Linked DNA regions of Homo sapiens: region 1 is linked to region 2. A link is an interaction called in ENCODE POLR2A ChIA-PET data of the cell type or tissue named here. Cell type or tissue: Panc1. All regions are shown on one strand. Links, peaks and the distances in the headings refer to the core of each region. The heading gives the core; the rest is flanking DNA.

What was found. Peaks named below come from ENCODE experiments on the same cell type or tissue, not always from the same donor. Only the 100,000 strongest peaks of a DNase experiment are listed, where the experiment ranks them.
Region 1: POLR2A ChIA-PET joins it to region 2 with 15 read pairs; 2 of 35 experiments call an interaction of 5 or more read pairs at or near these places.

Annotation. Positions count from the first base shown.
Region 1 is chr10:98,263,897-98,274,853 of GRCh38, forward strand. It overlaps LOXL4 (lysyl oxidase like 4), which reads right to left and starts at 4,298. Exons shown (of 15, transcript NM_032211.7): 1 at 4,236-4,298. It overlaps LOC124902489 (a long non-coding RNA gene), which reads left to right and starts at 4,546. Exons shown (of 2, transcript XR_007062260.1): 1 at 4,546-7,292; 2 at 10,384-10,957. RefSeq lists enhancers at 3,244-3,745, 3,746-4,245. In Panc1, for the core only: no CTCF peak of the experiment used is centred there; a DNase peak (open chromatin) is centred at 5,448; H3K4me3 peaks cover 2,510 bases; H3K27ac peaks cover 4,322 bases.
Region 2 is chr10:98,358,900-98,369,856 of GRCh38, forward strand. LOC105378449 (a long non-coding RNA gene) reads left to right here and starts at 2,355. Exons shown (of 3, transcript XR_001747305.2): 1 at 2,355-2,637; 2 at 4,865-4,976; 3 at 9,296-9,669. RefSeq lists enhancers at 2,153-2,447, 9,101-9,719 and a silencer at 9,253-9,547. In Panc1, for the core only: no CTCF peak of the experiment used is centred there; no DNase peak of the experiment used is centred there.

The DNA.
Region 1 (10,957 bases), core at 1,320-9,319, 95 kb before region 2:
ATTTTTTTGTATCTGTAGTAGAGACGGGGTTTCACCATCTTGGCCACACTGGTCTTGAACTCCTGACCTCGTGATCCATCCGCCTTGGCCTCCCAAAGTGCTGGGATTACAGGTGTGAGCCACTGTGCCCGGCCCTGACTCTTTATTTCTAAAGTGAGGAGATGGAACCACATATCATCTGGATCCCTCCTGCAGCTTGGATACCCTGTGATAGCCTCACATCCATCTAGGCGTATGATTCATGTAGATTCAATACACATTTTTGGAATACTTGCTTCAGGCCAGGTGCTGGGACACAGAAATTAAGACATCGAACACCCTCCCTACCTTCATGAAGCTCAAGCAAGAAGAATTAGGGAAGCCTTTCAAAGAAGGGACACTTAACCTGAGCCTTATTGGGCAAATAAGATTCTCCTGGGTGAGAAAAGGGGCATTCGAGATACAGAGAAGAGGATTAGGAAAGAGGGAAAGAGGTGAGTTTGTGCAAGAGCAGGAAGTGCCCTTCTCTTACCCCCAGACCACAGTGTGGGGGTTTGGAGGGGAAAGAGATGGAGGGACGAGCTGGGGCCAATGATCAAGGGCCATGTGTACTACACAGAGGGTTTGCCTTCATCCTGTAGGAAGCGAGGGGCCAGGGGAGGGTTTCAGGCGGTAAACAGAGAGGGCCCCTGTCTCCAGGAGGCTGTAATCAGACGTTCTTTGGGTCCTTAGAGAGGGGATGAGGCTGGGGGCAGGTCCTCTCCCCCTCACACAGCAGCCTTGGTCCCGGGACCAGCAGGTGGAGAAGGGCATAGAGGAGAGAGTCTCAGCTGGTTAGAGCTGTCAGAGACCTCTGGAGCCACCGAAGCTGAAGCTCCTCCACCCCAAGGCTCTGCTGCCGATGGAAGCTAAGGCCGACCTGGAACAGGGGATGGAGAAGATGGGCTAAGAAAGCTCGTTCTGATGAGACCTGCCTCTTCCACGGCCATGGCTCCTCTTGGGGAATCATGCAGCTCATCCGCTTGAGTGGGGAGGCTCTCACAGGCCCCTGCCACTCTCACTTCCATGGATGGCATCTGCCCTACTCCCTCTCAACGGCCTTGGCCAGCAGGGCTGGGTGGAGTGGGCTCCTAAAAGTGCACTAAACAAGTTCTGGGAATGAAGCTCCATGGGAGTGGGGATGTGTTGTGTCCCCAGTTCCCAAAATAGTGTCAGGTGTGTAGGTGGCACTCATTCATATCTGTGGTTGCATGGATGGGAGGTGGCAGCACAGTGCTTGAGAGCACAGGCTGGGCGGTCAGACTGCTGGGGTTCGAATCCTGCCTCCACCAGTTCATTTGGAAGTGATCTTGGGCCAGCGATTTAGTTTCTCCCTGCCTCAGTGTCTCCCTCTGTAAAGTGGGGATAATAATAGTAACTACCTCATAGGATTTTTGTAAAGATTAAGTGAAGAAACATTAAATCCTTAGAAGAGCAAGCCTTCAGTAACAATGAACTATTATTATTATTATTATTATTATTATTATTATTATTATTATTATTTTTGAGACAGATTTTTGCTCTTGTCACCCAGGCTGGAGTGCAATGGCACAAACTCGACTCACTGCAACCTCCGCCTCCAGGGTTCAAGTGATTATCTTGCCTTAGCCTCCCAAGTAGCTGGGATTACAGGCATGCGCCAACATGCCCAGCTAATTTATCTGTATTTTTAGTAGAGACAGGGTTTCACCACATCAGTTCTTGAACTCCTGACCTCAGGTGATCCACCCGCCTTGGCCTCCCAAAGTGACGGGATTACCAGCGTGAGCCACTACATCGGCCAACAATGAACTATTATTAACAGCTACTGTGACAGCGACGATAGAACCGTTGGTCTAGATTGGTCCCACCTCCTCTCTGTACAAAGAAGGAAATGGAGGCCACGTCCGATCTCAACTGCAAGTCCTTGGTACTCCTCTTTGCAGCCTTCTCTAGATTTGCCCCTTTTCCCTCCACCCACACTGCAGAGCCTAGATGCTCCCCTCTCCACTCCCTGAGGCTGTGCAGGGGCTGCCTTCCCATTCTCACCTCTGCAGCTCTCCCCCTCTGACCCCTCCCACGCTTCCTTTCCAGACTGAAACACTGTCTTCTGCATGTCACTCAGAGGCTTGTGGGGGCTCCCAGCTGGCTGTCCCATGAGCAGAGTGCTCTCCATTGTTTCCCATTCCCTCCTCCGTGCTCCCTGGAGTAGGAGGTAGACAGCCAGGGACTGAGCCAAACCACTCCCCAGATGGCAAGAAAGGATGGGACAGATCGGCCTCAGGTCCCTCAGCTATTAGGACCCAGTGGTCACATGGGTCTGGGCTGAGTGACAACCACACCTTCTCTACCACCCCCAGGAGTTGGAATGCTTCTATCTCTGCCGCCAAATTGTGTCTGGAGTCAAATATTTTCCTTTCTCTGAGTCTCAGCTGAAAAACCTGTAAAATGAGGGGGTGGCACTAGACAGCCCCCCTATCCGACATGCTCTGATGGGGCCCAGGGTAGGCTGGGCAGGTCTGCTGTTTGGCTCCTGGCTGAAGTCCCTGACACACTGAGGAGGTCTTGTTACAGGCTGTGGACAGTCCCAGGCCAGCAGCTCCTTCCTCTCCAAGGGACCAACCTGAGGGCATGGGAGGGCTTCTGCTGTAGGACCCTGGGGTCTGGGCCAGGGAAGCTCCCTTCCATGAACGCTGCTGGAAGGTGGGGGGACGGCAGCGGGAACCAAGAGTTAGATGCAGGGAGAGTCCCTCTTATTGGCCTTCCTGCCCACTATAGGCCCCCGAGAGCTTTTGCTCACACCAGACTATAGCCTTCGTCTCCCAGCCTCCAAGCCTTTGCTCTCACTGTTCCTTTCCCTCTATCTAAGACTGTTAAACTCCTACACATCCCACAAGGCCAGCTCAAATGCCACCCCCTCCATTAAGCCCTCCCACAAAGCCTTCCACAAAGCACATTGTGTGTTTGCTTCCTGACCCCACAACCAGACTCCACCTGTCTGTTCCCCTAGCACTGAGCACAGAGGACCAAGCTGTGCATCCTCCCTCAGAGAAGGAAGCGGCCTCGAAAGTGGCCGTTACTTTCCCAAATAAAGGAGAAGGGGACAGAAGAGGGAAGGAAGGTGGAAGGGAAAGAGGAGGGGAGGGAAGTGAGGATAATAACTATACATTTTAAAATACGGATTAAATACTTATCTCCATTTTACAGATGAGAAGGTAAGGTCCAGGGAAGTCAAGTAACTTGCCCAGCCAGGATTCAAACCCAAGCAGCCTGGCTAGACGCCGGACTCTCAAAACCACCAAGAATGGATGTTGGAAGAGGGGGAGGAGGAAAGGAAGGCCGGGAGCCGACTGAAATTCCACCCTGTTCTGGTGGATTTATGACCCAGGCCGTGGTGTGAGGGCACTGGGCAGGGTGCTCTTCGCTGAATGCCGAGTGACAGATCCAAGATCTTGCCAGCTTGAGGCACAGAGGCACCTGCTCCAGGTGTGCCAGGAGATGCTGGGACCTGGCCTGACCTAGCGCAGGTAGGGAGGGCTGAAGACAGCAAATGCCCGAGTATTCAAGAGAGAGCATGGGGGGTGCTGTCCTGAGGGTGCAGCAACTTTAGGATGGCTCATCCCTTCTCTGCCGTTGGGCAGCTCTTCTCAGCAGCCTCCTCTCAGCCCTGTAGCCTCCCCGGGGTTACTGACTCTGTGGACCTGAAGCAGTGCCAACAAATGGTCTCTGAGCTGTACCTGTCCAGGCTAGGAAAGAGGGGGCTTGAAGTCTTCTGCCCCCTTCCCTTCGGTGTTTCTGTCACACGCCGACCCCCCAACATAATCAGCTCCGGTCTGGATAGTTGGAGAGCCCAGATCAGCCCTGGTTCGTTGTCCCCCAAGTCGTAAGTGTGACATCTGAACCCGCCTTGCCCCTTCCCTGTCTCCTCCCTGGAAGAAGGCAGAGCAATGGTTACACACGGCGTGTACACAAACAAGACACGCAGGCACCCCTGAGGCCTGGGCGCACCACTCAGGGCGGGCCTTGGGCCAAGCTCCCCAGCGTGGTCACTTGTCCAGTTGGAAGCAGGTTGGTGAGCGACTGGAGGGCCGGGCTGAGGGTCCAAGGGATCCCCCATGCACCCTAGGCCCAGTCTCCAGGAACCCTCAGAGGCCTGCAGACTCACAGAGAGACAGAAGGACAGATGGGACAGCAAGAGGCAGACCAAGAGGCAGACGCGCGGCCAGGCGGGGGCTCACCAGATGGAGCGCGGACAGTCCGGGGCTGGGCGGGCGCCGCGGCGGAGCAGCGCTAACGGGCTCCCTCCCCGGGCGCCCTGGGGCCTTTTTATCCGCCTCCCGCCCGCGGCCCCCCAGCCCCGAGCTGGCCGCGGAGGAGGCCCCGCAGGCCCCGCCCCGGGCGGGCCTGGAGTCCGCGGGCGCCCCGCCCGGCCTTCCGCGCGGCGCCCCCCGTCGGGACACAGGCCAGGTGGCGGGGGCGCCCAGCCGCAGCCGGCGGGGCCGGGAAGTCCCGGGGGGCGGGGGGAGCGGGGGGGCGGCGGGGGGTCGCGGGGAGCGGAGCTCTCGGGAAAGGGCGGCGCTGGGCCCGCGGCTGTTTTGCAGGGAGGGCCGCGGCGGCCTCGGGAGTCCCTCTCCCAGGCAGTTTCCTCTTTTGCAGAACAAGGTAATGACGCCCACCTAGAGTCCCAGTCTGTGAGTCCTGGTGGGTGCCAGGGCCCCCGGCACAGCACCCTTCGCACGGGAGCGCCCGGCTGTCACAGGGGCCGAATCTCACGAGCTCGGTCACTTAGGACAATGTAGACGCCCTTTCTGGGAGGCCGGGGCTCAGTTCAGAGAGGTCGAGGTGGCGCGGTGCAGCGGTGCTCTCCTGCAGGAACAGGCGAGTCACCCAGAGTTTACTGAATACCGCCCCCCCCCCCCCCCCCGCCCTCCGTGTGAAACTCTGCGCTGCCCATTGTGCAGCTGGGAACACTGAGCCCCAGGCGACATAACTTGCTCCTCCAGGCAATACACAGTGAATGGGAGAACCCCTTCACAGAGCTGAATGATGCAGTCCTGGCCCTTGTCAGACTCACGGGAGGAGGGTGTTAGTGCAGGGAGCAGGGACTGTAGAATTAAAGAAATGTGGACATGGCTGACAGAGAGGAGTCCCATCAGCTGAACTGAGCACCTAGGTGCCTGAACCCCAGTCCAAGCCCCCAGTTTCTTTCCCCTAGACCTGGTCCTGCCCTTAGCCTCACTGGCCCCATCTGTAAAATGGGCAGAGGGTTCCAGCCTCCCGGTTTCCTCCCTAGGCCCACAGCTGCCCAACCTGGTTCCCCCTCTTGCCCCCACCTTGCCTAAACGTCCTTCCAAAGGTTCATTCATCCCACAAGCCTTTATTGATTTTCTCCTACATGCTAGACAGGGTGCTGGAGTGCTAGACGCTGGAGGGGGCCTTCCCAGTCTGGTGGGGGAGGCAGATGTGCAAGTAAGAATAAGCCTGGACAGGCAGAGTGTGATAGAGCTAGGATGTCAAGATGGACCTTTTCGATCCTGGGTGACAGCCAGGTCTTAATGACCCTGCTGCCAGGGACCTGCCATCCACTCCTGGCTGCCCGTGTCCAAGATGTCCCCCCAGTGCCCCTGCCCCACCCCAGCTGGGCCCAAAACATTCCCCATGATGAATCAGCAGGAAAGAATGCTCCCAGCCTCGGGTCAGTGGCAGCAGCCCAGCTCCTCCCCCAGGGACAATGAGGCAGCTGTGGGCTTGGGTGCCAGGTATGCCTAAGCCCTCTCCTAGGGCCCAGCCACCTCTCATGCTGAGCCAGAAGCAACACAGAGGGTTCGGAAACGTGGGCTCTGCCTGCTGCCAATCACTCACCAGGCCTGGCTGCCCAGAACTAAAAATACCCTGGAGCGCAGGGGCGGGCGGAGGATAGAGACCAGGGAATGAATGGATGTTGCCCGGAAGTCCTTTAATTTGCACAACTCTGGGCAGAGGCCAAGGCTGGGAAGCAGTGGAAGTGGGGATCTCTAAGGCATGCGCTGTGAGCCCCCAACCCTGAGAAGTGAGGGGCTCTGGTCCCAGCCCCAGCCCATGGCGTACTAACAGTGGGATTTTCTCGGCTGAGTTGTCATCTCCTCATCCTTAAATGTGATTGCTGTAGGGGTCAGATGGGACCACTGGATTCATCTCAATCAGCTTTCATTTGATTGAGAAAGCCCTCTTCTTCCCTCCTGCCTGGCTATGTTCACCCGGCCTCAGCCCAGCGCCTGTGACCCTCTCCATACTCTTTATATAATGGTCTGTGTCTGCCTTAACTCTGGACACCCCCACCCACCCCCGAGCTTCTTATTTATCTCTAAACCCAGATCCTGTCACAGAGCTTGACACATAGCAAGTGCTCCAGAAGTGCTCACGGATTGAATAAATGGACCTAGCGGTGCGTGCCAGTTTCTGGTCCCCAAGGTGATACAGACAAGCCAGAGGTGCTTCCTATCTTGTCCTCAAGGAATTTGCAGAGTGGTGGGGGAGACAGAGCCACAATCAACCAGCAGGACAAGGCATCATCACCATTATCATCATCATGGCTGGCTGGGGTCGAAAAACCGGTGGACAATGCTTTCATCATCTCCTGTTTACACAATGAAACTGGGACACAAAGGGGTTAAGTGACTTGGCCAACATCACACAGCTGTTATCTGCAGATGGGAGCAAGTGATCAATGACGGCGAAAGCACAGGGCTGTGTGGATGCTGGGCAGGGAAGTCTGAGGGTTGAAGCCTTCCCAGAAGTGCCTTGGAAGGTGGATCTGATACACTGGGTAGAGAGGGGGGAAAGTGGAGTGGTCAGGAATAACACTTTACGATGTTGTGGAAGCCGTGAAGCACCATGCAGGTGTCTGGAGTTACCGCAGCTCCCCTGATCCCTCAGCCAGTACCCAGGGACTTGGATGTGTAAGCATCACCTCTCCCTGCCTCCTCCCAGGGAAAGGAGCTAACATGAATCTCTTCCCCATGGGGTGCTTCTCAACCCTCCCTTCCTGCCTAAGTCAGGGTCTGTACTTTCCTCCCAAGTGGGAAGGCCAGAATCTCCTGCAGAAAGCGGTGGCCTCCAGGGTGCACCTGGTTGAACCCAGTAGTGACCCTGGTGGAGTGCCCAGTGCCCATGCCTGCTGGCAAACTTCCTCCTCAGCAGCCTTCAGGACTCAGTTCTAGCCTCATCTCCTCTGTGACTCAGTATGGAGGAAACTGTACAGCTTTAAAACTGGGCAACCTGAGTTCTAGCTCTGCTTCTGAATTGTGTGGCCTCGGGTAAGTTATTTTGCTGTGCCTAAGGTACTGCCTCCTGCATCTATTTGTCCTGCCGTTGCATTCCTGCCTCCTCTAACACTCAGTGCTGTGGCAACAGCCCCCAAACTGCTCTCAGTTTTTCCCTGCATCTCACTGTTCCTGACGTCAGTCTTTCTAAAGTGTTGTCTTGCTCTAGCTCAAGAATCTTTAATTGCTCACTACTGCCCACAGGAGAGAAGGAATCTCCAGTTGCCTCTACTCACTTCATTTTCCATATTCTACCTACCCTTCAGGCCTAACTCCGATTCCAACTCCTCCGTGATATCTCCCATGAAAACTTGCATGAATGCTCTCAAAGTAGAAGGTGCTGGAAGAGTCACAGAGCCAAACCAGACACAGTGTTTGCCCTCAAGGAGCTCACTGTCTAGTGAGAGAGATGACTCAAAGACATAGCTTGATGGAACGTAGATTGTAATAACAGAAAGTAGGACAAATGGGGAGAACAAGCCATTTTGGCCAAGGACAGGCTCCTCCTTTGTTGAGAGCTGTTTATCCAGAAACAGGGCTTTTGTTCAGGGAGAGGATGGGAGCTGAGAGGGTTTTGTAAGATCATGAAGTTGGGGAAGTGGGGAGGGTGGATCTAGGAAGCCTGGAGGGGCTAGTCAAGGATACGGTTTCTAGGGAGAAAGGAGAGATGAGCTGGTTGCAGTAAGGAGAGGAAATTTGGCGGAAGAGCAGAGCTGGTTAAAAAGAAATTCTAGGAAGTTTGGGTTTGTGATAGGCAAAGTCACCCTCTCCCCTGTTCTGTGAAAGCTTCAGAAACCCCGCATAAGTCAATCAAGTTTGGAGCTGGACAGGCCCACCCCAGCATTTGCAGGGCCCAGGGCAAGACTCAAGGGAGGCCTTATGCCATGAGTCAAGTATTTTAAAGCCATCAACCAAATGAATCCATTGTTAAGTCAATCATGGTCTAGCCTCCCACCTTGACAAATATACCTTTGGAAAGACCTGGAAGGTCAGGTTTGCATTCACAACTTTCCACTCCTCGGAGTTCTGTATGGAACACGCTATGACAAGAGTGTCTGCCTCTGGCCTTGCACCCTGGTGTGTCCGTCCGCACCATATTCTGCCCATCCCACACAGCAAGGGGCCTTCTGCTGTGACAGACATGCAACACCGTCGGCTCTGTGCAGACCTCCCACAGACAGCTGTCCTGTGGCTGCCCCATGCCTGGGTGCACACTCTGGCACAGGCACAGGCTGCACTCAAGAGGAAGGTCTAGAAGTGGGCTCTGGCCTCCTGGGCAAAGAATTCCAAGAGCATGGGTTTGAAAATCGAGTGGAAGTTCCTCCTTGCCCTGTGACGGGGGGTGGGGCGTGGAGGGAGTGTAATTGACAAGGGCCACGGTGATGCCCTCTGTAGCAGGAGGACCAGAGCAGGGACCCTTGCCCAGGTCTAAGGGCAGCATGGAAGTGGGATTGTGTGTATGTGTGTATGGGGCGGGGAGAGGATGTGACGTGAAGGTGGGAATGTGGCTCAGAGGTGGGCCCTGGGGGAGAGTGAGGGGGCTACTCAGTCACTGAGCCTCCTTAGGGTCACACACAATGCTCCATGGCTGAAAGAGAGGAGAGGATGCCCCCAGTGCGGCGAGTGGGCGAGGCGGGAGAGGAAGGCAGAGGCATTTGGTCTGGGCTCAGGTCGAAGATGCTGGCAGGGAGAGGGTTGAAGGGGGAGCAGCCCAGCCAGGTTACCTTTAGAGAGCTGCGAGCCACCTGAGCAAGGGCCTTAGCTTGGCAGGTAGGAGGGGCCGCTGCAGCTTTCCGAAAGGGTTGGGGTAGGAGTGGGATTTGGTTAGAGTTGGGCTACAGGAATCTTAATCTTGCCAGGTACTGTCCTGAGCTGGTTTAACGCTTCACAGTCATAACTTTTTGTAGGAGGTGGGGGGGACAGGAACTGATAAGGGTGTTGGGGTGAGGGGACAGGAAGGAGTTTAATAAGCTCTAAGCTACTGAAAGGCAGAGAATAGGACTCAGATTCCCCACTTCCACCTCCAGGAATGCCAGCACAAATGCCCTGAATTCCCAGAGAAGTTTGGACTTTGTAAGATCAATCGCTCAACACACATTTCTTCCCCAGAGTCTCTTCCTGCCCCTCAGGAAGACACATGATGTCACCCCATTTCTCATATGTAACTCCTCCTTGCCTGGGGAAGCTCAGTGTCCTGGCTTTCCTCTCCCCCTCCTCCTCCTCCTCTTCCTCTCTCCTCTCAGGACCTCTTCCTGCCCTGCTGCCTTCCCCACCTTCTCCCCTCTCCGTCCTGGCCACACACCCTTTCTAAACTCACCTCCAACCACTCTCCAGTTCTCTTAAGAATATATCTCCCCCTGCCAATTTCCCTCTTCCCCCTGCACCCCCAGTGCCACCTGCAGAACCCCGCTTTCCCTGTCTCAGCAGCTGGACACAGGCGCAGCGCCTGGATGTGCTTCTATTCAGGTAAATTAAAGTCATAAGTTCTGGGGGGAAATGAGGCGGAATGAAGACTCAGTGCCACAGCCACACAGCCCCGGAGGTCCCTTCGGGAGCTCATGCAAGTCTGCACCAACCTTCTCACTTGCCAGTAATTGAACCCCTTTTTCCTTAAGCAACACCAGACAAGTTAAATTAAAAGACATTTCTTATTCTATGCTGTTTTCCTGGGTCCTTTAAAGCCACTGGTGTAGTAACTGTGTTGCATCTCCCATGGTGGATGAGGTCAACAGGCCTTAGTGGGCTAGCCTGGGAACTTCCCAGGCTACAATGTTCTCTTCGCAGGAGAACAATGTTCTTCCTAGCCCAGGGTTTTGCTTCTTCTTGGCCCCTTTGGGAAGATCACTGACTATTTGAGGGCATAGCCAAACTGAATGCTTAAGTGTTAGGAGCCACTCCCAACCCTAAATCCACTATTTGTGAATTATGTCTGGAATTAATTGATATTCCATGGGAAATAATTTCAGGAACAGAGGTATTGATTAAAGAGAGGTACACGTGAACTTAACACAGATATCTTCAGTCTTGTATCATCTTAGTTTTTCTTTTCTTTTTCTTTTTCTTTTTTTTTTTTTTTTTTTTTTAGATGAAGTCTTGCTCTGTCACCCAGGCTGGAGTGCGGTGGTGTGATCTTGGCTTACTGCAAACTTCCCCTCCCAGGTTCAAGCGATTCTCCTGCTGCAGCCTCCTTGGGTAGCTGGGATTACAGGTCTATGCCACTGTGTCCGGCTAATTTTTGTATTATTAGTAGAGATGGGTTTTCACCATGTTGGCCAGGCTGGTCTTGAACTCCTGATATCAAGTGATCTGCCCTCCTCGACCTCCCAAAGTGCTGGGATTACAGGTGTGAGCCACTATGCCTGACCCGGTCTTGTATTATCTTGCATTTTGGTTTGTTGATGTAGAGCTTTGTAAACATTTCAAAGACTCTTTGTTAGGAATTGGTTTTATCTACCAGCCAGAATGTATGATCATTCAAGACTGGGACTGACAGATTCCAAAGGTTAATTTTCATGTAACCAGCTCATCTTTAGCTTCCAGGAACCGCGAAGGGATAGACAAGAGCTGTCCTGGTGGGGAATTCCCTTGACCTGACTTGGAGGGGCAGAGAGGCAGGGGACCTGACACAGAGGTCAAGGGAGATCCCTGGATCAAGCAGG
Region 2 (10,957 bases), core at 886-8,885:
AAAAAAAAAAAAAAAAAAAAAAAACCCTCCTTGTTTTAATATCCAATAAGTGGGGCGTAAAAAGAACATATAGAAAAATTGGCTGTGTGTTAGGAACTAAGCTGTTGCTCAAGAAATGATAGATCTTGTTATTATCAGGACACATAAGAAAGTAAATCAATAATAGAGGAATAAATTAGCTAGCCTTTAAAACTGAGGGAATATTTTAATCTCATTTTGTTATTCAGTAAAGCTAATATCATCAATTTTCCCTGATTAATGAATACTGAAAATCTGTGGTATGGTAACCAGCTTCAAAGATGGTGCCCAATTATCCTCTTGGTCTTCATGACTAGAAAGAGACATGTGGTTCTCATCCTTCTTGTAACAGACTTGGCCTATGTGGCCAATGGAATATGGCAGAAATAATGATAAATGTCTTCTGAGATTAGGTTATAAAATACATTGTGTTCCCATGGAAAAGAATAAAGTTGGATCCTTATCTCCACCATATACAAGAATTAACTCAAAGTGTATCAAAGACCCATTTTAAGAGCTAAAACTGTAAACTCTTAGAAGACAACAGAGAAAATCTTCATGATTCTGGATTAGTCAATAGTTTCTTAGATATGACACCAAGAGTACAGAGAACAAAAGAAAAGCAAACTATACATCACCAAAATTAACTTTTGTGCTTCAAGGCAAAAGTCTTGGTCAAGAAAGTGAAAAGAAAACCTAAATAATGGGAGAAAAATTTAGCAAATCATATCTAATAAGGATCTCATATCTAGAGTATATAAAGATCTCTAACAGCTCAATAATAAAAAGCCAATAACTAAAAAACAAGCAGAGGATCTGAATAGACAATATACACATGGCCAACACACAAAAAGTTGTTTAACATTATTGACCATCAGTGAAATGCAAATCAAAACCTGGCAGACACCACTTCATACCCATGCAGATGGCTATAATAGAAAAGGTAGATAATAACAAGTGTTGACAAGCATGTAGAAAAACTGGCACCCTTATACATTGCTGATGGGACTGTGAAATGGTGCAGCCACTTTGAGAAATAGCCTGGCAGTTCCTGAAAATGTTAAACATAGAGTTATCATATGACTGTGCAATTCCACTCCTAGGCAAATACCCAAAGAAATAAAAACACATGTTCACACAAAAAGTTGTATATAAATGTTCATAGCAGCATTATTTGTAGTAGCCAAAAAGAGGAAATAACCCAAATGTCTATCAATTGATGAATCGATAAATAAATTGTGGTATATCGATACAATGGAATATTATTCAGCAATAAGAAGGAATGAAGTACTGATACATACTATAAGGATGACCTTTGAAAACATTATGCTAAATGAAAGAATTATAAAATGCCACATATTTTGTATGATTCTATTTATATTAAATGTACAGAATAGGCAAATCCATGTGGACAGAAAATAGCTTACTGGTTAGCGAGGGCTGGGAGGCTTAGGGAGAAATGAGGAGTGATTGCTAATGGTTACGGGGTTTCTTTTTGGGGTGATGAAAATGTTCTAAAATTAATCACAGTGATGATGCACAACTCGGTGAATATACTAAAAACTGAATTGTATACTTTAAATGGGTGAATTGTACGGTACACAAATGACATATCAATTAAGCTGTTATTTTTATTTTTATTTTTATTTTTATTTATTTATTTATTTTGGATACAGGGACTCTCTCTGTTGTCCAGGCTGGAGTGCAGTGGAGTGATCTTGGCTTACTGCAACATCCACCTCCCAGGTTCAAGCGATTCTCATGCCTCAGCCTCCTGAGTAGCTGGGACTACAGGCATTTGCCACCACGCCTGGCTAATTTTTTGCATTTTTAGTAGAGACAGTTTCACCATGTTGGCCAGGCTGGTCTCGAACTCCTGAGCTCAGGCAATCCACCCACCTCAGCCTCCCAAAGTGCTAGGATTATAGGTGGGAGCCATCATGCCCGGCCTGAAGCTGTTATTTTTTAAAAATCACATTGCAAAATATTTTTTTAAATATTAAAAATTATAAATAAATAAATTAACAAAAATCACATTGCAAAGTATAGCAGATCTCTATGATCTGGTCTGAACTCTAATGTCAAACATTAAAATCGAGTTTGTCAGTATTACTATGTATGGTTTCTGAAAATACCAAATAAAAGATAATGAGGAATCTGAAAATATTTAAAAAGACACCATGGCTTTGGCGTTGCTTGCTCTCTCAGATCACTCCCTCTGGGAAGCAAGCTGCCATGTCATAGAGGGACGCCCACATGGTGAGGAGCTGAGGCCTCCAGCCAATAGCCGGCAAGGAACAAGAGCCTTCTGTTGCCAGCCCTGGGAGTGAGCTTGCAGACAGATCCTTCAGCCTCAGGAAAGCTTCTTGATGACGCGGTCCTGGCTGACAACCGGACTGCAACCTCATGAGATACCCTGAGCCAGAACCACCAGCTAAGCCACTTCTCAAGTCCTGACTCACAGTGCTGCAAGATAATAAACGTTTTGGAGTCATTCGTAACACAGCAAGTGATAATGAAGATACGTGGGTTGAGTGGGGCTTTGCCTAATATGCCCTAGTGCCTCCTGAAAGTGAATGAGGCCAGCTGGGATGACTAGGCACTGCTCAGAGAGCTGGGGTAAGGCCACCGTGTGGTTTCCTAAAAGGAGTGAAAGTAGAGAGAGCCTGAGATGAGCATCTTCCGGAGGGAGGGACTATGTCGCCTGGGAGAGAGTCACACACACCTGGTTTCTGGGGCTCTGGGCCCCAGAGGCAGGTGTCGTCTAGGGATAAAGAACGAGAGGTAATGTCCAGAGGAGGAGGTCCCTTCTCTGACAGCCTGGGGTCGGAGGAGGCAAAGCTTTTGTTAAGAGGCAGTTCCCTGGCTTGATCAGAAGAGGAATGTCAGCCAGCTTCTGAGGACTGCAATACCAGAGCTTCTGAGGCAAACTGGGACATAGAAGATTGAAGAAGGCGCCAGAGGCACAGAGACACATTACTGGAGCCTTGGAGATGGTGGTCATGGAAGCCATTAATAAAACATGGAACTTTCTGGAACATTGGTATTCATCATCATCATCTCTCACCCTCATGTCAACACTATTTATTTATATATTTATTTATTTATTTATGACAGGGTCTCACTCAATTGCTAAGGCTGGACTGCAGTGGCACAATCACAGCTCACTGCAGCCTTGACCTCCCGGGCTCAGGTGATTCTGCCACCTCAGCCTCCACAGTAGCTGGGGCCACAGGCATGCGCCACCGTGCCCAGCTAATTGTTGTATTTTCTATAGAGATGGGGTTTCACCATGTTTCCCAGGCTGGTCCCAAACTCCTAGGCTCAAGTGTTCTGTCTGCCTCGGCCCCCCAAAGTGCTGAGATTACAATCGTGAGCCACGGCACCCAGCCATGTCAACACTTTAATGCAGGCAGTTGCTATCCCCATTTTACTGAGGAGAATCTAATATTGTAGCAGGCCAAGTTTCACACAGGCCTCCATAACAACCGCTTCAGTACTGACTGAGTGGTTAAGTTAAATATTAAAAGCCAGTGCCTTTATACAAAGGCTAGGATGTAACAAAAGCCCACCAAGAGTTTTGTCTAGGCCTTTCCTGGGCCTTAAAGCATGACAGAATAATGAAGGAATTCTTAACAGGACCCATTTAGGATTAAACAAGTTTATTGGGGGTCTGGAGGAACTCCTAAAACCTGTGATTCAGCAGGAGAGAAGATAAGGGTAATCACTCCAGCAACTGGACCCATTAAGAGTAAGTAAGCTGGCCGGGCGTGGTGGCTCATGCCTGTAATCCCAGCACTTTGGGAGGTGGAGACGGGAGGATCACGAGGTCAGGAGATCGAGACCATCCTGGCTAACACGGCAAAAGCCCATCTCTACTAAAAAAAAAAAAAAAAAAAAAAAAAATTAGCCAGCTGTGGTGGCGGGCGCCTGTAGTCCCAGCTACTTGGGAGGCTGAGGCAGGACAATGGCGTGAACCTGGGAGGCAGAGCTTTCAGTGAGCCGAGATCGCACCACTGCACTCCAGCCTGGGCGACAGATCGAGACTGTGTCTCAAAAAAAAAAAAAGCAAGAGTAAGTAAGCTTACTGAGGCTCCAGAGGAAGGTCTTCAAGACTCAGACCTTAGTTATAGATGAAAAGAAGTTAATCACTTATGTCTTTAGATGAATGCACACCTCCATGTAGACATGTAGCTTAGAAGGTATAGAAGCTCTGGAAAACTTTGTAATTTTGAGTTGGTCTGGTGATAATTTCCAGGCCTTCTCCCTGGTTGCAGAAATAAAAATTTCTGTAACAGGTTGCAGAAATAAAAATTATCTTCCTCCCTAGTTCATCTGCATCTCGTTATTGGGCCATGAGAAATAGCAGCCTGACCCTCAGTTTGGTCCGGGAACAATAATGTCAACAATAGTAAAATGTGGATAGCTAATAAGTGGCAGAACAGGTCTTCCAACTCCAAGTCCTGGGTCGCTACTGCCACACAGCACTGGAAGTCATGAACGGGTCCTTCAACTAGGAACCAGACAGGAGGTGGCCCTGGAGGAAAACGCCCAGCTGAGACAAGGCTGATGTCAGACATTGTGCCCAGTCTGTTATTTCTCTTACTTGATCTAATCATGTGACTGTGCATTTATATGTATATGCAAAATATATTTTTAAAAGTGCATATGAAATCCATACAAATCGTAACAAATATCCAAGCACTTACCAGAAAGCTTAAAAGACAGAATTATCACCAGTAACCGATACTCTTGTAAGCCCTCCCTAGTAGAATTCTCCTTCCTCTTCCCAAAAGTAAGTCTGAATTTTATGTTAATTTTGTTATTTCCATCTATTATTCTCTAGGGTTTCTGGCTGTTCCTTTGTTTGCCCGTGGTGGCCAGCATGTTTGCAGTTGGGAGGATTCTTCACCAGTCTAACACATGCCTCAGTTTTCTAGGTGAGAAACCCAGACAAGGTAAGTATAATACCTGCCTCTCCCCACCCTTGATCACTCCAGGTCACATGGACTGTGGGTGCCATGGCCGTATCTAAAAACCAAGTGTCATTAGTCAGGGACTGTTAAGATCAAAGGGACTTTGTCACCCAGGTCAGAGAGGGCACACAGAGGGCCTGCTGCTGTCATCCATGTGTGCAGACGCTGTCCATCCTGGATGGCCCCCTTTTGCGCCGACCTGTCTTGATCCTAGGCCAAAAGCTTTTTTCTGTTATTAAATTCTAATCACTTCTCCTGGTCTGATTCTAGGCTTTCTCCTCCAGACACGTGTACTGAACTATTCGGCTCCTACTTCTTTCTCCATGTATTGCCCTGAACTTACGTTTCTGGATCTGGTTGGCATGGTTTCCAGGAGGTAGAGTGTAAGCCACTTAAGGCAGGGGTCTCAGCCTGCTCTTTAACCTCTAGCCCAGCCTTGGGCAGAGTGCCCAGTTGGGCACTCCCCATTGGTTGACTAATCTGCTGAGATCATGGTCAGCCAGGCCTGGAGGGGTCTCTAGTGATTGGAAAGCCAAGGATCCATTGCCCCAGGACCAAGCAGTGGTGCCACATAGAGAGAAGCCTCTGATACACTCCCAAAAGCTACAGCTCTTATCCTAAAATAATTTACTGTGCTCCGCTGGGCTCTCCACTTCTCACGTGTTCCTGATTTTCCCTTTCACTACTGTCCCACTGGCCAAAGCATCAGTGTGGGAGGCCAAGCCCACAGTCAGTGTGGGAGGCCCCACCAAAGGGTGTGGGGGCAGGGAGCAAACTGTGGCCTTTACTATCATCAGTCAACCATGGAAAGGGAACTGATATTTATTAAACACCTGCTATGTGCCAAATGCTTTACTTTTCATCTTATTTAAGCTTCACAACAATTCTCTGAAGTGCTGGCATCCCTGTCCCTTGATGAAGAAGCATCACTCAGAGACGTGGGTCACTAGCCCATGTGGTTAGCAGGTGCTGGAGTGGGGATTCGTACCTGCTGAGTTGGGGAGCGGGGCGGAGCCTGCCCCTCTGAGAGTGACTCTGAGTATGACATAAGTGAGTCACAGTGAGAATTACAGGAGATCAAACAGAAGCCTGTGAATGAAGCTACGAAGTGGATCCTGCTCCTTACTTAAGGGGGCATGGTCTCTCTCCAGGCCAACATGTATCACCAGCGATGATATCCTCTGGTACGCCAGTTCTATATTCCTCACCACTGGGGATGAAGAGAAAAAGGAGGGAGAAGGGGAAGCGATGTGATGCATGGGACCAGAGTCCCAGATGCTGATGGCCTCAGCGGTGGGGGCGTGTGAAAAAAACCTTTTCCTTTTTCCGTTTCCAATGTCAGGCTTTGCCCTCTGAGGGCTCACAGGCCACCCAAACCCTTTCCATGCTTTCACACACAGTTGAGGTTTTGTTTGTTTGTTTGTTTTGTTTCTTTTTTTGTTTTTTAACAATTTTGAAAGTGCTTACGTAGAGACACAGCTTTAGATGGGCCACATGAAAGGCCCCGTTCAGACAGCTCTCATCTGATACAAAGCCTCAGAATGCCCACTGACGTGGCCCAAACGGTGGTGCTCACTTGGGCAGGTGCATCTGAATTTCACAAGGTCCCCTGATGGAGGCGTCATCTGAGCTGAATTCTGGCTCAGAACAAAGGAAGTGCAAGTCAGGCCCCCCGTCAGAACTTCCGTCCGTCTTTCTGCATAGAAGGATCCTGCCTCCTGGGTTGTTGGTGGCTGTGTGGAGCCAAGTCAATTGCTAACTGTCACTGAAGACCAAAAAAAAATTGCAGTTTTCAAGTTCAGTGGACAGGGACTCAGAGGAAAGCAGGTGGGAGAGAAGAGCAGGAGCTGCTCACAGCAGCCAAAACAGCAGGATGGGATCTGCGCAGCCCAGGCCTCCAGTGCCAGACAGCCCTGGTGTCTCAGTGGCCGGCTGACCTCCTGAGGCCTGGCCACAGCCAGGAGCCCACATACCCCGCTGGGTAAGGCGCAGAGGCCTGCACACAGCCTCGGTGACCCCTCATCTTACACACACCCTGAAATAGAAGCACAGCAGGAAAGACCTGCTCAGCCGCACACCGCCTGACCCGGAGCCAGCCTGACGAAGCCGGAACTTCCCACTTCACCTGAACCCACCCGCCACCCGCCTGGCCACAGACTCACTGCCCTCTTTATCCCCAAATGAAAAGGGGTAGTTGTCTCGCTTGGTGCCCAGGGTGCCAGCTTTTTTACCCTTCTTCATAGGGCATATTTCTGGGCCTATCCTCTTTTTCTCCCAAAGTACCTAAGACAATGCTCCCTTTATAGGTCAGGGAAGGAGTATAGATCCTGCTTTCATTCTGTCTTCTTCCCCCAGGGCAAACAGCTTCACCCTCAGCTTTATGAATTCCTTCCTATTCTTACTTTTCTCCGAAGCTGTTTCTCATTGACCTGACGTCTCCTGACCTGTTGACCAAAGCACCATTCCACGTGTCCTGTGTGTGTGTAGCTCACTGTGAACTTGCTGTTAAGCTGAGGCCTGGCCCCGAATGTCATCAGCTTGCTGGTTACTTGCTGAGACAGGAGATGGAGGTGCTACAAGAGAGGGAGATGAAAGAGGAAAGGAGAGAGAGGTGGAGAGATGGAAATGACCAGGACGGGGAGGGCGGGGAGCAGAGCTGAAAAGTAGGAAGGAAGGAAGGTGCGAATATGTGCTGGGTGCTACCCTGGGGCCTGTATATATTACCTCACGTAGCCCTCACAACACACAGGTGACGTTCGCATCAGCACTCACATGTTTCGTGAGTTTTCAGAAAGGTTAGTTTGTCTGAGATCACTCAGCTGTGAGGTGGCAGGGACTAGATTCAAATTCAGATTTTTGGCTTCGATTTCAGGACTTTTTCCTTTCTAATCTTCTGCTCCCCCTGAGAGGGGACTAGAGGAGAGAGAAAATGAAGGGAAATAGAAGGGAAGTGGAGACCACCAATTGTTCTCTGGTTGCAAGCAACAGAAACTGATTCTAGCTATCTTAGATGGGAAAAGGTTTGATTGGAGGGGCGCCAGGTGGCTTTCAGAATCCAGTAGACTGTAGGAGAGCAGGGTCAAGAACCACAGTGTTCTGGGGTCTGGGCAGGAGAAATTAATTGACAGCTTACTTGAGATTCTGCCCCTGAAATAAATATGCTCCAAACATTTCCCCCACTCTCTGTGCAGGAGAGAATCCCAGGAAACAGTCTGATTTGTTGTATTGGGGTCACTTGCCTACCCTTAAGTCAAGGGAGCTAAGAACACCAACATGTCACATGACGGAGGAGAGAGCTCCAACTCCCAATGCTGTTATCAAACAAAGGGGACACGGACACAGAGCACCCAAACCACAGATGACAACCACGCAGGAACTTTTTAGGTGCTGCCTGCAGGTATCAGGGGCTGATTCTATCTGCCCCAAACTGCATTAGGGCTGAGCCCCGCAGGTTGAGTCTTTCTCATGACATTGAAATGGCCACCATTGTCACCACCAGTTCCATCTGACAGAGACGGGCTGGGCCCCCACCTCTTCCAAACCTGGCTTCTGGGAGGAAGCATTTCTCCTCTCAGGAATTAGTCCTCATTCAAAAACTCCGTGCAGTAAGTTTGCAGAACAATGAGCAGCTTACAATCAACACTCTGGACACACTGTTTTATAAAGACTCCTCCTAGGGCAGTGGTCTTTAGAGTGAAACTTCTTGAGTTGGAATTCTAACACCATTACCAGCTGTAAGAGAGAAAATGCCCACCTCCTCTCTGAGCCTCAGTCTGTTCTGCTGCACAGTAGGGGGATAACGCGTACTCTGCCTCCATCTGTATGTTGTTCCATCAAATGAAATAAAAATTGTCATCAGCTTGTAAACGGTGAGAGCCATACAAGATACAGAGAGGCATTGTGGTCCTTTTCACTATTACCAAGCGAGGCCAGGCTGCTCTGGGAGTGTGGCAGGAGGCCGAAGGCGGCTGCACGCTGCCGTAACAAGAGCGGGGGTTGGAGGAGTTGAGGGTGAAAGTCCGGGCAATGGGGTCCTCTGTGCTTCCAGCTTGCTCTCTACTTCAAGCACTGTGAATAGATGAAACTCCACCACATCCTTTCACCCATTCCAAGGCCAAATGGCCCAAGGGCAGAGTTATACATTCAACCGGTAATTTGAAAAGCCCTGATTAGCCTCATCTAAGCTCTGTCTTCTTTACTGAGAACCCAACTGCTAAGCCTTTCCTGGCAATGAGGCTTCTTGAGGCTGAGCCTTCACAAAGCTGGGTTGTCTCCAAGTTTCCCTTTTTTTCCTTCCACAGGCTGGCACTGCACAGAGATGGAACCTGATGAAACGGCCCCATTTGAGCGCCTGCTGTATCGCGTTGGCTCTGCTTCCTGCAGCTGTGCTCCAAGATGAGCCTTTCAGACATCGCTCCCTAATAGCTCCATCTCCCCCAGTCCAGGAGGATGCGCATTCCTCTCCTCATTCACATGCACCACTTCAAGCCATCTGCACGCTCTACAGGGGACTTGCCGCCTAACATCCTAATGTGCAACCCCATCCAAATCCTCTGCTGGAATCTCACTATTTGCACCACTTACGCTCCTGGAGCGTGAAACAGAAGGGCCAGTCCTCTTGTCTCTTTATTCTAAGTGTTTAATACAGATTCCATGGACTTGGTCCATAACAATATGAGTGTGGTCTTACATCAGTCCTTTTACTAATTTCTCATCATCTCCCTCATCCTTGTCCTTTAGTGATTGTTCCAGACCTTCTCTTCTTATCCTCATACTCTCCTCTTTGGTATAGTAGTGAGTAAAAGAAAGAAAGAAAAAAAAGGTCCTAGTGTGACTCATATCTTCATGGTTTATTTACTACCTGGAGGATTTTTGAGGCTATGAACATTGTTTTATTTTTTGCTGTATCCCCAGCACCTAGCACAGATATGTGTGTGTATCAGGGCCTGTATGTATAAGCTCTCCGATGCTGCTATAACATGTAGTTCCCCAGTCAAAACTAAGTATTATTAAAGCAGCATTTTGGACAGGGTTTAAATTACCTGGCCCTTGACTTTGGGAATTGGAATTTTGTCTACTGCAGTCGCTTGGGGGACCTTCCAGTAGAGATTTATAATTAAAATGATATCATCCAGTAAGGCTTTTACCACAGGGCTTCTAAAAACAATAAAAGGATTGTCTGAGGCAGAATCTGCACTGTGGAATGAGAATTATATATGGTTTACTATAAAGTAAACTTAGGCATAATTATATGTTGTGAACTACAAACGCACAGTGGGATTCTGAGATTAATTTCCAATCACTCCTCACCACGGATTGGTGAAAATCCCAGCCAAGTGTGGTGAAGGAAGTGTCTCTGTTTCTGCCCGGTTTGGAGGTATTGTCTGTGCATTCGTTGCTGGTCTCATATCCCAACTTCCAGCTGCTGCTGCTCCACATCAGTCACTGCAGAGATGTTCAGTTTTTCATGCCAGGATTGCTCTGTCAGGATTTGTGTTAGTAATTGCAGAGACTTCGTAGGTTCTGTTTGCAATCATACGTAACTCAGATTTTAAATTAAAAAGGTAAAAATGGAATAATTTGGAAAAACATTCACAGAATATCAGAGTTAAAAGAAGATATTTAACACCATCAAGACCAGGAACAGCAAATAGTTTTCTGTCCTAGCTGCCAGCCCTATCAACACCGTGTCTAGGCCTTGCCCGTGAGAATGCAGTGATCATCTGGTGACGCTGGCCACAAGCAAGGGAGGAGGGGCAGCGTGGCCTGAACCGCATACTTGCCCTCCTTGCAGAAAGGCAGGGATGTCCCATGGATGAAGGGAGGGCAGCAATCATGTTGAAAGTTTTTTAGGAAAATGGAAACTTAGTGGCAGAAATAGTGTTTCTTTTACTATCAATTGACATTCAAAATCACTTTCAAACCAACAAGGCTAGTAGCAAATTGAAAAATAGGAGTGAGAA